Linked DNA regions of Homo sapiens: region 2 is linked to region 1. Evidence: chromatin loops called from intact Hi-C (ENCODE). Cell type or tissue: natural killer cell. All regions are shown on one strand. Links, peaks and the distances in the headings refer to the core of each region. The heading gives the core; the rest is flanking DNA.

What was found. Hi-C counts contacts between places; a loop is a spot of excess contacts. Peaks named below come from ENCODE experiments on the same cell type or tissue, not always from the same donor. Only the 100,000 strongest peaks of a DNase experiment are listed, where the experiment ranks them.
Region 2: a loop joins it to region 1, with 5 times the contacts of the local background. A loop is called at or near these places in 6 of 110 quality-filtered maps.

Annotation. Positions count from the first base shown.
Region 1 is chr4:83,207,645-83,215,980 of GRCh38, reverse strand. No RefSeq gene overlaps it. Among named protein-coding and RNA genes, the nearest start is that of COQ2, 73 kb to the left of the region's middle. RefSeq lists a silencer at 3,334-3,383. In natural killer cell, for the core only: no CTCF peak of the experiment used is centred there; a DNase peak (open chromatin) is centred at 3,330; H3K27ac peaks cover 3,700 bases.
Region 2 is chr4:83,134,490-83,142,825 of GRCh38, reverse strand. It overlaps LOC124900167 (a long non-coding RNA gene), which reads left to right. Exons shown (of 5, transcript XR_007058167.1): 5 at 3,320-3,367. Among named protein-coding and RNA genes, the nearest start is that of PLAC8, 24 kb to the right of the region's middle. RefSeq lists an enhancer at 2,856-3,150. In natural killer cell, for the core only: no CTCF peak of the experiment used is centred there; DNase peaks (open chromatin) are centred at 2,555 and 3,645; H3K27ac peaks cover 2,454 bases.

The DNA of each region.
Region 1 (8,336 bases), core at 18-8,017:
TGTCAGTGACATTCTGTTTTAATTACCCTACCTCTGTAATGCTTTAAAATCAGGAAGTGTGAGGCTTCCAGCCTTGTTTTCCTTTCTCAAGATGTTTTGGCTATTTTTGAGATTCTATATGGATTTTAGTATTTTTTTTCTATTTCTATAAACAATGACATTGGAATCTTTGATAAGCATTGCATTGGATCTGTATATTGCTTTGTGTAGTATGGATATTTTAATGCTTCCAATCCCTGAACATGAGATGTCTTTCTGTTTGTGTCTTATTTAATTTCATTTAGCAATGTTTTACAGTTTACTATATGCCTTTCACTTTCTTGGATAAGTATTTTATTTATTTGATGCTGTTGTAAATGGGATTGTTTTATTAACTTTTTTCAGATTACTCATTGTCAGTCTTTAAAAATGCAACTGATTTTTGTGCGCTGAATTTGTATCCTCCAACTTTGCTAAATGTATTAGTTCTAACAGTTTTTTATTTTTCTGGAATATTTCAGATTTTCTACAAATAAGATTATATTATTTGCAAACATATATAATTTTTTTCTTCCTTTCTAATTTGAGTGCCTTTTATTTCTTTTTCTTACCTAATTGTTTGGGCTAGTACTACCCATAGTATGTTGAGTAGAAATGTAGAAAATGGACATTCTTGTCTTGTTTCTGATCTTGAAAGAAAGCCTTCAGTTTTTCACCGCTGGGTATGATTATTAGCTATAGCCTTTATTATGTCAAGATAATTTCCTTCCATTTCTGAGCTGAGTCTGTACCTGCTCCTGTACCTGTTCTCAGAAAAAGCCAGCTATGGGTGAAGAGACGGTGTGGAGAGAGGCCCACCAAAAACCTGGCAGGCTTCAGAGTTTTCTAGTGCTGAGTGGTCAAGTGTCCCTCTGGTCTGCTTAACACTTCCTCTACCTAACCCTTCCTCAGAAATCACTGTCTTCCCTCATTCAAGAGGAGGAGAAAGAGAGTGAACAGTGTACCAAGTGCTGACATGCATTATCTCATTGAAGCCTCACTAGGTATTACTATCTGCATTTTGTAGATGAGAGAAGTGAGGCTCGTGAAGTTTAAGCAACTTGCACAACCAGCGTCAAATAAGTGGACAATTAGAAGTGGTGGAGATTGGACCCTAAAATGAGTCTTTCCAGACATAATACCCAGGTTCTTCCCACTGTAGCTCCTTCTCTCATTCATTCAACGAATGCCTACTACGTGCCTTTCCCTGTGCTAGGAGCTCAGAGAACTACAAGGAAAAGCAAGATGTGGCACCTGCATTCAAGGAAACCACTGCTAAGAGAGGATATAAATGCCAAATCTGTAATTATAACAGATAGAAAAAAGTGCTACAGGGTGTAAACACTATGGGAGCACAGACAAGCAGGGATTCTGGGGTATGAGTTGAGATCCGCTCACCCAAAGCAATGTCCAGTCCTGCAAGCGCCTTTTACAGTAAGTGCCCTATATAGGTGTACCATTTTTAATATTTTATACTGTATTTTTATTATACTTTTCCTACATTTAAATACACAAATACCATTGTGTTACAGTTGCCTAGAGTATTCAGTATAGTAACATGCTGTACAGGTTTGTACCTAGGAGAACTAGGCTATACCATATAGCCTAGGTGTGTAGTAGGCTATACCATCTAGGTTTGTGTAAGTGCACTCTATGATGTTCACACAAGGACAAAATTGCTTACCAATGCATTTTCAAGAGTGTATCCCTGTTGTTAAATGATGCATGACTATATTATCATCATTATTATCCTCTGATCAAACTCTCCAGTGCCTTCCACTCTGACTCAGATAAAAGCTGAAGTCTTTACAGTGGCCTATGAAACCCAACATCAGGGGTGTCCAATCTTTTGGCTTCCCTGGGCCACATTGGAAGAATAATTGTCTTGGGCTACACATAAAATATACTAACTCTAATGATAGCTGATGAGCTAAAAGAAAAAAAAATCTCATGATGGTTTAAGAAAGTTTACGTATTTGTGTTGGCTGCATTTAAAGCCATCCTGGACTGCATGAGGCCTGTGGGTACCTGCGGGTTGGACAAGCTTGCCCTACGTGTTCTGACCCCGGTTATCTCCTGTTTCTCTCACTCATGTTTTCTCTACTCAAGCCATCCTGACCTCTTTGCTCTTCCTTGAAAGTGCCAGGCATGCTCCCACCTCAGGACCTTTGCACATGCAGTACCTTTGCCTGGAGGGCTCTTCCCCAGGTCTCTGCCTGGCTCGCTGCATAATTCCTCCACATTTCTGCTCACATGTCACTTTCCCTGACTACCCTATCAAAAATTGCAAACAACCCCACTGCAATACTTCCCTATTGTATTTTTCTCCATATTTTCTATTACCATCTAATATGCCACATAATCGATTTAGTTTTCCTATTTATCTGTTTCCCTCACTTAAGCTCTACCAGGGCAGAATTTTTGCCTGTTTCATTTGCTTCTGTAACCCCAGTATCTACAACAGTGCCTGACACAGAGTAGGTGCTCAATAACTGTTTATTCATTATATCAGTTAATTACTTAATGGCAAGTCTGCACTGACACTCCAACATCTCTGGTTTTATTAAATGTCTCTCATAACTGTGGTGATTATTTCTGTATTGGCAGACATGCAATTAATCCATTATGTACAATATGCAAACACTCTGTTGGAGACAGATACACAGTGACATATGAGACATGGCAGTCCCTTGTCTCCAAGAAGCTGTGGTTTGACCAGAAACGGAATATCTGAAATTGAGACAGTTCTCAAAAGTCTGGAAACCATGGTTCCCGGTGTCCCAGACTGGAATCTGCAGAAAGAGCAGCAGAGAGAAAGTCTTTGCCATGTCTTAAAAACTAAGTGTCTGGTCCAGTGGTCCACTGAGCATGTTGTTCATTCTGGGCCTGAGAACATCTAGTGAGGATAGCTAATGTTCATATAGTTCAGTGAAATTAATACTAATTAACAACCAGGTACACCATGAAACTATCTGAAGAAACCTGCTCCCTGGTTTTAATAGAGAAGTGGATTCTTGCCTGTGTTACTGTTAACTTTTACAATTGTGTCTTGTTAATGCTTTCCTGTCCATTTTTCCCATGATTGTGTCAATTTAGGGGAAGAGAGCAGAGTAGACATCATTTTCTCAAGATTTGCATCAAGTCAAACGGCACTTTTTTTCCCCTCCCAAACAGGACCATATTTGTCCTTTCCTTTGCTGAAAGTAGCACTAACATAGTAAGTGATAGGTCAGGTGTTACTTCCTTGCCCAGGTGTTGATTCTAATTTTGGCACCAAATCGTGTATATTTAAGCAGAAACCTCACAGAGGGTGTGTTTCACACTGTGCGCATATCAAAACAGGTTTCAGCTGGTGTGGGTGCCCACAATTCAACTAACTCCACCTGTGCAGTAACCAAACCCTCCTACAGAACAAAACCAACTTGAATGTTTGGCTGCAGTCAACAGTGATTAAGAACACAGTCCTGAAGCTTTGTATTCAGAAGGAAAATTCTTGTCTGTCACGCCCTCCACCACCCCCACCCACACCCACACCTCAGCCTAGGTGGGGTTGTTGAGTTTCATTCTTCCAAAGCACCCCTTTGCAATACTTAGCATGTCTGTAGTTGTGTGTTCGTTTGTGATTATCTGCCTTCCCTCACTATAGTGTCAGCTCAGTAAGGGACTGACTGTATTTTCACACTTGCTGCAGCATTCAAATGCCTTGCTCGGTAAGTGTGCAATACACATGCGCATTGATGAGTGGCTGACAACTTTCCAGCTGTGCCAAATGTATGGGGACGTAAAGAGGACCTCCAAATGTAACCAGAACACCCACATTTAATCCGAACTCTGCCCCCTTCTAGCTTTGTGACTCTGGAAGTCCTTCAGCCTCTCTGAGCTTCTATGTCTTCATCTGCAAAATAAAAATGATAATGATATTCTCCTCCGAGGCATTTCTAAGGAGTAAATGAGACTGACTTCTAAGTGCTCGGTAGACATCCAGTGGTCATAAGACAGATTCATTTAAATGGTAAACACGTTAAGCACTAATGTTATAAAATAACTGCTTAGTGGAAAATAAGATGAGATTTTAAAATTGAGGATATGGTCATCTATATCTTTGCCATTTAAAATAAGTTTGAGGGAAAAAAGGATACCCGTAAGCGCGTAGGAAATTGTGGAAGTGGCTGCAAATAAACGCGTATTTATTGTCTGCTTTATAGTTTCTAGACTGCAAGTGCCTTGTGCTACTTTATTTTCGAGTGCTGAATCCAGCCTAGGCACAGTCAATACATATTAACTAAATGGATGACCACCTGACCTATATCAGCTCTACATTTCCTCCAGCTGTTAATCTGCCCACTCCTTCAAGCACAAGGCATTTGACTAATACCTGGGAATGAAATTGCTTTACCTGGATTCAGTCTTATGATGTTTATGAATCCAGCACTGAATACTGCTTTCTCTTTGTTTAAGGTTGTATGAAGCTACTGATTCTGTGAATTAGCCAAAACATTGCCCTAATTTCTATGGGTACCTAGTGACTCTGGTCACATCCTCACTTCCCAGGGATGTGTTAAGGTCACCCACCCAGGCAGAGCTTTTAGGGACCAGTCCAAAAAAAAGAAAAGTAGGACTGGGCACGGTGGCTCACACCTGTAATCCCAGCACTTTGGGAGGCCGAGGCCAGCGGGTCACCTGAGGTTTGGCGTTCAAGACCACCCTGACCAACATGGAGAAACCCCGTCTCTATTGAAAATACAAAATTATCCGGGCGTGGTGGTGCATGCCTGTAATCCCAGCTACTCGGGAGGCTGAGGCAGGAGAATCACTTGAACCTGGGAGGCGGAGGTTGCGGTGAGCCAAGATCATGCCACTGCATTCCAGCCTGGGCAACAAGAGCAAAACTCCATCTCTAAATAAATAAATAAATAAATAAATGTAACCATCAGGATGGTTGTCGGCCTGGGGGAGGAGGAAAGGGGGAATTGTGGTTTTGTGGGTAGAGCATTTCAGTTTTGCAAGATGAAAAGTTTCTGGAGATTGGTGGCACAACAGTGTAAATATACTTAACATTACTGAGCTATGCACTAAAAATCATTAAGGTAAATTTTTTGTGTTTTCTACCATAATTTTAAAAATGTAGCTATCAGAGTCTTTACAATACACTGAGGAAGCCACCATGAAATAAAGATGCTGTATTTTATTTTATGGCTGTGTATGGAAAGCTTGGGGTGTCCTTCCCTCCAGAATTCTTGCAAACATAAGAACAGGTCTGCAGGACCAAATAGGAATAAAATATCTTCCAAATATTTCACATCGCAAAGATGAAAACTGACCTTAGAAAATGACTGTCTACGCTATGAAATAGTGTATGGAAGTTATTAAATATTTGTACGAAGTACATGAACCCCAATTAACTCTGCTTTTTCACCAGAGACAAATCAAAGTAATTGAACTGAAATTTATTGCAATGCTTGGGTTTTGAACAAAGGCCTAGCAATGATAAAGCTTCTCTAGCAATGACTACAGACCTGTCGGGGTGAATACACACCTGGTTTCGGCTCACAGAGTTCTCCAGCTCCATTCAAGTTACTCTGCCAAAGTAATAAGCCTTTTGTCTTCTTGCTTCACAAGGCAAGGTTACCTAGGGTTCAATGCCTAATGGTAGTAGAATGGGTTTTCAATAGTTACATATACCTTCTTTAGAAATCAGACTAGCCTCATCCAACAGCTTTGTCTCTTGTCATATTTCAGCCATTGTTTTAGGCAGCAACGTTCTAAATACAGTTAATCCAGAGCTTTTCAAATTCCTCATTTGCTTTTGTTTCTTAAAGCATTCAATATTGCTGATCATGCCTCCTTTTTGAAAAGCTCTCTACAGCTTTGTCTCTAGCTGTGGTTTTCTGTTTTTCTTTCTCCTCTGACTCCATACTTCTTGCTGCCTTTGCTCCCTTGCTTCTTTCTCTTCTATTCATTCAGTGAATATTGATGGAGTGAGGCACTCTCAGCAGGGAGCAAAATAGATGTGAAGCCTGCTCCCGGGGGTGCAACTGAGAAATAAGAGATAGGTGTGGATCAAATCATCACAGTAACAAGAGTCAACTTGCAATGACTGCCCATGCTGGGGACACTGGGCCATGAGTGGTCAAGGAAGACTGGGACTGAGATCTGAAGCACGAGTGGGTGTGTATTGATGAGGTGAAAAAGCAAGGTCATAACCCCAGTGTTCACTCCCTAGGCAGGCTCCATCCTTTACCAAAAGCCTTAATTTGCATTGTGCTTACTGATTTGCAAATCACTTCCACCCATATCTTGTCATGCTAATATTCTGAATGAGGAAAGACGGGCATTATTAGCCCTTCACAGAATTGAAGACACAAGGTTAGAGCCCTTAAATGGCATACCCAGAGCCACGTGGTCAGTAAGTAACACCACTGGACTGACCATAAGTCCTGGGAGTATCACCTCTCTTTCTTGGTGACTCATTCACTCACCATCACGACCTCAACTCTCACCTCAACAGAAAACTCTTAGATTCCCCCTCTCTGTTCAGATGTACATTTCGTATTAGCTGCTAAATATTTCCACCTGGATATTCCAATAATGTCACCTAAACAAAATATCTAAAACTATTAGTCCTCTACAAAAGCCAGTTTTGCTTTTGAAATTTCCTACATTTGTTCTAATGGTATTGTTCTGCCAGCCAGTTGGGGCCAAAGCCTGGAATCCATTCTCTTCTCCTTCTCATTTCACCATGGCTCCTGGGTGAGTCACCAAATCCTCTGAGGATCCCTTCACAAAGATGTGTCCATCTGTCCAATTTCATCTCCATTTCTATTTCTACTCCCTGGATCAGTGTGTCATTCACAACTGTTGGGCAGCAACCATCTGCTCCTACTCTGTCTACGATACCATAGGCAGCTCCTACTCGGTCTATGATACCATCTTCCCCTCAAGGAGTATACAGCCAAAAGGGAAGATCAGACACATCCACAAACACCCAGAGATCATAATCCAAAGCTGAAAATGCTGTGTCATTACATAAATACTTACTATGTGCCTGACATGTGTCACAAATTCTTCTGGAATTCCTGCTGAAATTCTTGCTGCAAGCTAATTCTTCCTTTGCTCTGGAGCACTAGATGTATAAGAATAAGAAGAAGACTGGAATAGTAAGAAGACATGCTTTCTGTGCTTCAAGGGGAAAGAAAGGACTAGAACATAAGCTCCACAAAGGCAGAGAGTTTTGTCTGTTTTGGTTCACCACTGTATCCTCAGCTTTTAGAACAGTGCTGGACACTTAGTAGGCTCTTAGTAAATACTTGCTGAATGAAAGACAGAATGAGCAAATTTGTAACTGCACTTCTGGCTTCACTTGGCCGTGTCTTGGAGGTCCCCTCCCTAGAATGCAAACATGGATTAAGGCTGACTGGTTATTCATTTGCAAGATAGATACCATGTACTCATAATTTTCCCTCCCCTCTCATACTGAGCCACTGTTCTTGACCCCAACGCAGGACCCCTAATTCTTTTTCTCTTGGAAGGAGTTATACCCTAGGGGGCTTTTTGAGTCCTCATGAGAATAGATTCTTGTAGGCCCACCCCATCAGTTCTCCTGAGTAAATGTGGACTGAAAACAGCTGCCTACAATCCTAAAATAGGATTCCCCAACCACACCCCAAAACTTCCGATCACCTGGACTCTCATCACCTGAGATAAACCTTATTAACATTTTGATGGCATTTCCTTGATGCATCTCACTATATATTCATATATCTATCTATAATTTTACATAAAAGGAATCATACTATATGTAAGAGTTAAAGAAAGAGGAAAGAAACAAGAAAAGTGGCTCAACAGTCAAAGACAGGTTTACTTTGGAGAATAAACCTGAGAGAGGCTTCTAGCCAATTTCAGTCAGGAGCATTCTCTTTTAAAGACTAAGGGTATTTAAGGGTTTAGGAAGAGGGTAGCTTATCGCAGGCGCAGGCTTGGAATGTTTCTTTGTGAGGGAAAGTTTATTGCAGGGTTGGAATGTCTCTGGAATGTCTCAGGTTAGAATGTTTATTGCAGGGTGGGGAGGCTATCTTGGGTTGGCATGTTTGTGGTCAGAGGGCGGTTTATCTTAGGGTTGGAATGTTTTTGGTTATGGTGACATTAGCCATTAGGCTGATGTTTTGGGGCTGGATTTAGGTGGTTTTTTTTAAATCAAGGGGAACTTAAAATGGTGGCATTTGTCCAAGATAGCAATGCTACTGCTCTGTCAATCCAGTCCCTATAGTTATAAAAAGAACTAGGGGCGGCATTTTCTTTTTGGCTACTTCCTGCTGAGG
Region 2 (8,336 bases), core at 303-8,302, 73 kb after region 1:
CTCCCAATCTCTCCTTTGACTGAAAAACTCTTTTTTCTTTTTTTGAGACAGGGTCTTGCTCTGTTGCCCAGGCTGGAGTACAGTAGCATGACCTTGGCTCATTGCAACCTCTGAATCCTGGGCTCAAGTGATCCTCCCACCTCAGCCTCCCAAGTATCTGGGACCAGAGACATGCAACACCATGCCTGGCTAACTTTTGTATTTTTTGTAAAGATGGAGTGTTACCATGTTGCTCAGGCTAGTCTTCAACTCCTGGGCTCAAGTGAATCTCCCGCCTCAACCTCCCAAAGTGTGATTATAGGCATGAGCCACTGCACCCGGCCAACTGATGAACTCTTGGCATCTGTTTTCTCTACATTTTCTCCTGGAGGTTTTAGGCACCTCACACTTAACAAGTTGAAAAACAGCTTTAGATTTTCTCAACACCTATTCTTCCACCCAGATCTGATCTTCCCCATTTTGTTTTCTGGCTCCACCCTCCACCTGGCTGCTGAAGCTAGAAAACAAGAAGTAATCCTGAATTTCTTCCTATCCCCTAATCTAACTCATTTGCATAAAGCTTTTCTTGATTGCGCGTCTCAGAGTTTGGACTCATGTACTCTTGAAGGCTGGAGACATTTTAAGAAAATGGCTACCTGTTGGCTGGGCACAGCGGCTCACACCTGTAATCCCAGCACTTTTGGAAGGCCGAGGCGGGCAGATCACGAGGTCAGGAGATCGAGACCATCCTGGCTAACACGGTGAAACCCCGTCTCTAATAAAAATACAAAAAATTAGCGGGGTGTGGTGGCGGGCGCCTGTAGTCCCAGCTACTCAGGAGGCTGAGGCAGGAGAATAGCGTGAACCCGGGAGGCGGAGCTTGCAGTGAGCTGAGATGGTGCCACTGTACTCCAGCCTGGTGACAGAGTGAGACTCATCTCAAAAAAAAGAAAAGAAAATGCCTATCTGTTTACTGCTAGAAATTTATATCTTTTTCTCTGAGTGAAAATTGGGAATTCCTGTAGAAGATTCTTCTTTTCTGGGAAAAAAGAATTTTGTTTTCAGTTTTTCAAAAAAGCTGTCTTGTTTTGAACTAATCACCTGATGTTTTAAAAGCATATCTTCAATCTGAATGAAAGTTTAGAGTTCACGGGAGCAGATAACTAACTTGGTTTTATTTTATTTTATTTTATTTTATTTATTTATTTTTTGAGATGGAGTCTCGCTCTGTCCCCCAGGCTGGAGTGCAGCGGCACGGTCTCAACTCACTGCAAGCTCCACATCCCGGGTTCATGCCATTCTCCTGCCTCAGCCTCCTGAGTAGCTGGGACTACAGGCGCCCGCCACCACGCCCGGCTAATTTTTTGTGTTTTTTAGTACAGATAGGGTTTCACCGTGTTAGCCAGGATGGTCTCGATCTCCTGACCTCGTGATCCGCCTGCCTCGGCCTCCCAAAGTGCTGGGATTACAGGCGTGAGCCACAGCGCCCGGCCTTATTTTATTTTTTGAGATGGAGTCTCACGCTGTTGCCCAGGCTGGAGGGCAGTGGTGCAATCTCGGCTCACTGCAACATCCTCTCCCAGGTTCAAGTGATTCTTCTGTCTCAGTCTTCCGAGTAGCTGGGATTACAGGCACGCGTCACCATACCCGGTTCATTTTTGTATCTTTTTTTTTTTTTTTTTTAATTGAGCCTTGCTCTGTCGCCAGGCTGGAGTGCGGTGGTGCAATCTCGGCTCACTGCAACCTCCGCCTGCCAGGTTCAAGTGATTCTCCTGCCTCATCCTCCCCAGTAGCTGGGACTATAAGTGCCCGCCCCCACACCCAGCTAATTTTTTGTATTTTTAGTAGACAGGGTTTCACCATGTTGGCCCAGATGGTCTCCATCTCTTGACCTCGTGATCCACCTGCCTAGGCCCCCCAACAGGCGTGAGCCACTGTGCCCAGTCTCATTTTTGTATTTTTAGTAGAGATGGGGTTTTGCCATGCTGTCCAGGCTGGTTTCCAATTCCTGACCTCAAGTGATCTGCTCCCGTTGGCCTCCCAAAGTGCTGGGATTACAGGCGTGAGCCACCGTGCCTGGCCTCTAACTTGGTTTTAGATGACAATTATTAACAGTTGTGTCTCAGCCTGAACAAACAAAACCATAAGCTCTCTCCTCCAGCAGCCATTCCTGAGTCTACAGGCCAGACTGAAAAGACCTGATAAACACTGTCTCCTGAAAGACAGCAGATTGGGGGTAAAACAGAGGATAAAGGAGCATAAAAGAATAATCATTTAGGGGAAAGGGTATTGGTTTCTGTTCTTCAAATTTAAAACTGGAGATCCATCAGCCTCAGCATCTCAGATTAACACATCTGCTCTGTTCCGTTTCAATCAATAAAAACAAAAAGATGAACAATGAGACATTTTTGGTCATACAAATGTAAGATCAGTCTCTGTCCCCCACTTCCTATCTTTGGGAACTTTCTGGACTTTATGAAGTTGTCCAAAGGCAATTACATCAGATTAGAATATTAAATATACTGTTTAATAATCTAGAAGTCTGTCCCCTGCTGGTGGTGTGGGAGCTTGGTGAGCAGGGGAAGGAGTACAGCAGGGAGATGTTTTTCATGAGATGCCATGAGGAGGAGGAAAAGACTAAAACTGCCTTTGCAAAGATTATGACAGCGAGAGAAGTCTAGCATGGCTGACTGCATCTTGCTTCTAGTCTCACTAGGTGACTGTCCTCACTCATTCCCTGGCATACACCAAGCTAACCACAGGAGGAATTTAGTTTATAGTTTAACTTTGAAGCAAGGATAACAGTCTCTCCCTAAAACTAGCCCCCTCCTTTCTCAGGGACTAAGACCACCTTTGTAAGACTAATGAAAAGCCACAAGATTAGAATTATGGGAGGGACTTGAATTTTGCTAAAACGTAGGCATGGTTAAAGAATAACCAGCCCTTGTTTTTCTATAATCCCTTACTGCTCGGAAGTCATGAAGCCAGAGTTCACAAGACTTGTGGCTGCCCAAATTGCTCCTACGGATAACATCACTGGCTGACCCCACCTGGACCCATGACTCATGACTCAGCTAGTACTGTGGCCTCCACCCAAAGGCAGACTTAACACATGAGGACTGTTTTCCACATCCCTATGATTCCATCCTCAACCAGTCAGCAGCACCCATTCCCTAGCTCCCTACCTGACAAATTATACATTAAAACCCTTGCCTCTAAGCTCTTGGGGAGGCTGATTTGAGTAATAAACTCTCATTGGTTGCTTGGCTAGCCATGTGTTAATTAGACTCTTTCTCTACTGCAATAGTGGTGTCTCAGTGCATTGGTTTTATCTGTGCAGTAGGCAAGAAGAACCTGATGGGTGATTACAAAAGGAGGAGGAATTCTGGAGGTCCTGAACCTGGGAGAGGACAGAAGAGGGAAGAAATGCTTTAAGGGAAGTATGGGGTTCCTGGGTGCTGGCTTTTATTTTTCTCCACTAAACAGTGCTGTAGGGAGGCTTATTTCTGAAAACAAGGACATGCCATTGAACGACTTATTTGTAAATGTCCTTGCTCATTCTTAAGCTCATACTATGTGCCGTGTGGCTTTGAAGGCAGGCACCTCACTGCTTGGTGTTTCTGCTGAAATCACATGGTCACCCACTGTCTATGAACACGGCCCCTAAACCCTGTCATTCTGCTGCCAGGCCCTCTCTGTGGGCTGTGGCTTTGTAAGGGAAGAGGCAGTCACGATTCTCCTCCAGATGCAAATATTCAGCCCTCACTCTGACATGTTTCACAGTTTAATTTCTTTCTCTACTATCACTGGGTCAAAATTCTTGAAACAAACAAAAGGATATAACCTGACAAATTATTTTGCAGACAAAGTCCACCATGCTGCCAGGCTTTGCTGCTTCCTGAAAATACTGTTTTTTGCTTGCTTTTCTTCCAAATGATAAGCAGATCTCAGATTACATATGTGGCTTTGCTATTATTGTCTTCTTTTCCCTCTTGACAAATGAGAAGTTCAATGCTCATTGAAGCTCTTTGTAAAGCTGTGCTATAAGAACTGGCATTATGGAGTACAGGTCTTTTCCCTGTTCACAGTGTTTGTGACCAAACTCAGGTGAGCTTTTAGGCCCAAGAGATTACTGATGCTTAGTGGATTACACTTTGCATTTAACAAACCCTGTTCCTACACCAGTATATCATCTCTTTTAACAAAATCTAGGAAATAGTAGGAAGGCCGTATTTCCACTTTTTTTTTTTAAGAGACAAGGTCTTGCTCTGTCACCCAGGCTGGGGTGCATAGTTTACTGCAGCCTCAAACTCCTGGGCTCAAGCAATTCTTCTGCCTCAGCCTCCCAAGTAGCTGGGACTACAGGTGCATGTCACCATGCCTGGCTAATTAAATAAAAAGTATTTTTTTGTGCAGAGGGAATCTTGCCACGTTGCCCAGGCTGGTCTGAAACTCCTGGCCTCAAGTGATCCTCCTACCTTGGCCTCCAAAAGTGTTAAGATTACAGGTGTGAGCCATTGCACCAGCCCTTATCTCCACTTTAGTGGTGAGGAATCTGCAGCTGAGAAAGGCCAAGCAATATGCTTGACTTCACACACTGGCAAGGGGATTGGTGAGGCGTGAATTCCTCTCCAGGCTCTTCTGCCTTTGCCAGCCCCTGCCTATGGGGCCACCCTCGGCTCTGACCATGGCCCCTGCTCTCCACACTCTCACACTGCTCCTGAGCAATCTCATCCTCTTACAGTTTTAACTGTCAGCTGGATGCTGATGATTTCGAAATGTATATCTCCATCCCAGACCATTCTGAGCTCCTGTGTTCAAATTTCAGCTAAATGTCTCTACTTGGGTGTCTCATGGGCGTCTCAAACTCAACATGTCCCCAAGCAAACTCTGAGTTATGTGTTGCACTCAAGCTTTCTCCTCCTCCTATATCATTTCCTCTCCTCCTTCCCTTCCTCTCTCTCACTCTCTCACTTCATTTTTATTTCTGAGAATTTGGGGTTTTTCTGCCTGATTACTCTTCTTAGTTTCAATTTCAGGACTTTAATAGATGAGAACATATGGAATTTTTGTTTAAGAATGGTAGAAAGTGGATGGGTGCGGTGGCTCACACCTGTAATCCCAGCACTTCGGGAGGCCAAAGTGGGCGGATCACAAGGTCAGGAGATCGAGACCATCCTGGCTAACACAGTGAAACCCCATCTCTAATAAAAACAGAAAAAATTAGCCGGGCGTGGTTGTGGGTGCCTGTAGTCCCAACTACTCGGGAGGCTGAGGCAACAGAATGGCGTGAACCTGGGAGGCGGAGCTTGCAGTGAGCCGAGATCATGCCACTGCACTCCAGCCTGGGCAACAGAGCAAGACTCCATCTCAAAAAAATAAATAAATAAAAGAATGGCAGGAAGTAAAAACATCCATTTGAGGAAAAACGAAGCAATCAGAACTTTAAAGACTAGATATTACAACTCTGAAACACTTAACAAAAAGTAAATTCACCATGAAAGTACTAATTTGTCATTTGAATACAAAATGTTTATCACTATAAACTAAGGGGAAATGACTAAATTTATATGTATGTGTGTCCTCTGTAGATATGTCCTGTTCTCTGACACCTGTGGGAAGTAATTGTCCACTGTTTAGCAGAAATTCTGATTTGCCTCATTTTTTCATTTCTCTCTTACCAAAAATAACTCTTTTTGTTCCTGTTGTTTTCTCCTGACATTTACTTTTTAGGGTCTAGCTTTATCCAGATCTGAAAATCCAGACAATCCATTTACTTCTGTCTGTATCAGGAAACAGAGGCCTGGGTCTAGAGACAGGGTCTTGGTGAGGGAAGGACTCAAAACCATGGGATACAGCATGACCGGGCAGCACCACAGCTGTGGAAGGTGAGAAAGTTTGGCAGCATATGAGTCAAGGCATATGGATCTACATAGAGAGGAAAAGTATCCTGTCCTTGGGTAGGAGAGCTGGGTTGGGCATTAGTTGGTAGTTTTGTGTTTACTGATCTCATCTTGTTAAAACCATTTCATGATGGTTGTAGATTCTGGGGACCCAGAGTGTGAAGGGCCTGGAGAAGTGGTGATATGGTTTGGCTGTGTCCCCACCCAAATCTCATCTTGAGTTTAACTCTCACAGTTCCCACGTGTCATGCGAGGAACCCAGTGGGAGGTGATTGAATTTTGGGGACAGGTCTTTCCTGCACTGTTCTTGTGATAGTGAATGAGTCCCCCAAGATCTGATGGTTTTAAAAATGGGAGTTTCTCTGCACAAGTCCTCCCTTTGCCTGCTGCCATCCACATAAGATATGACTTGCCTTCCACCATAATTGTGAAGCTTCCTGAGCAACGTGGAACTGTGAGTTCTCCATTAAACTTCTTTCTTTGTAAATTGCCCAGTCTCGGGTATGTCTTTATCAGCAGCTTGAAAATGAACTAATACAGTAAATTGGTACCAGTAGAGTCAGGTGTTGCTGAAAAGATACCTGAAAATGTGGAAGCAACTTTGGAATGGGGTAACAGGCAGAGGTTGGAACAGTTTGGAGGGCTCAGAAGAAGACAAGAAAATGTGGGAAATTTTGGAACTTCCTAGAGATTTGTTGAATGGCTTTGACAAAAATGCCAATAGTGATATGAACAATAAAGTCCAGGCTGAGATGGTCTCAGATGGAGATGAGGAACTTGTTGGGAACTGGAGCAAAGGTGACTCTTCTTATGTTTTAGCAAAGAGACTGGTGGCATTTTGCCCCTGCCCTAGAGATTTGTGGAATTTTGAACTTGAGAGAGATGATTTAGGGTATCTAGCGGAAGAAATTTCTAAGCAGCAAAGCATTCAAGAGGTGACTTGGGTGCTGTTAAAGGCATTTAGTTTTATAAGGGAAACAGAGCATAAAAGTTTGGAAAATTTGCAGCCTGACAATGCAATAGAAAAGAAAAACCCTTTTTCTGAGGAGAAATTCAAGCCAGCTGCAGAAATTTGCATAAGTAATGAGGCGTCGGATGTTAATACCCAAGACAACAGGGAAAATGTCTCCAGGTCATGTCAGAGGTTTTCACGGCAGCCCCTCCCATCACAGGCCCAGAGGCCTAGGAGGAAAAAGCAGTTTCATGGGCTGGGCCCAGGGTCCCCATGCTGTGTGCAGCCTAGGGACTTGGTGCCCTGAGGCCCAGCTGCTCCAGCCATGGCTAAAAGGGGCCAACACAGAGCTCAGGCCGTGGCTTCAGAGGGTGCAAGCCTCAAGCTTTGGCAGCTTCCACGTGGTGTTGAGTCTGTGAGTACACAGATGTCAAGAATTGAGGTTTGGGAACCTCCACCTAGATTTCAGAAGATGTATGGAAATGCCTGGATGTCCAAGCAGAGGTCTGCTGCAAGGGCAGGGCTCTTGTGGAGAACCCTTCTGCTAGTGTGGAAGGGAAATGTGGGATTGGAGCTCCCACACAGAGTCCCTACTTGGACACTGCCTAGTGAAGCTGTGAGAAGAGGGCCACCATCCTCCGGAGCCCAGAATGGTAGATCCACTGACAGCTTACACTGTCCACTTGGAAAAGCTGCAAACACTCAACACCAGCCCGTGAAAGCATCTGGGAGGGAGGCGAAAGCATCTAGGAGGGAGGCTGTAACAGGGGCTGAACTGCCCAAGACCATGGGAACCCCCGTCTTGCATCAGTGTGACCTGGATATGAGACATGAAGTCAAAGGAGATCATTTTGGAGCTTTAAGGTTTGCCTGCCCTGCTGGATTTCGGACTTGTATGGCCCCGGTAGCCCCTTTGTTTTGGCCAATTTCTCCCATTTGCAATGGCTGTATTTACCCAATGCCTGTACTCCCATCGTATCTAGGAAGTAACTAATTTGCTTTTTATTTTACAATCTTTCCAGCTCATAGGCAGAAGGGATTTGCTTTGTTTCAGATGAGATGTTGGACTGTGGGCTTTTGAGTTAATGGTGAAATGAGTTAAGACTTTGGGGGGACTGTTAGGAAGGCACGATTGGTTTTGAAATGTGAGGACATGAGATTTTGGAGGGCCAGGAGCAACATGATATGGTTTGGCTCCGTCCCCAGCCAAATCTCACGTTGAATTATAACTCCCACAATCCCCACATGTCATGGGAGGAACCCAGTGGGAGGTGATTGAATTATGGGGATGGGTCTTTCCTGCACAGTCCTCATGATAGTGAATGAGTCTCACAAGATCTGATGGTTTTAAAAACAGGAGTTTCCCTGCACAAGTTCTCTTCTGTTGTCTGCCTCCATGTGAGACATGCCTTTCACCTTCTGCCATGATTGTGAGGCTTCCCCAGCCACATGGAACTGTAAGTCCAATAAACCTCTTTCTTTTGTAAATTGCCCAGTCTTAG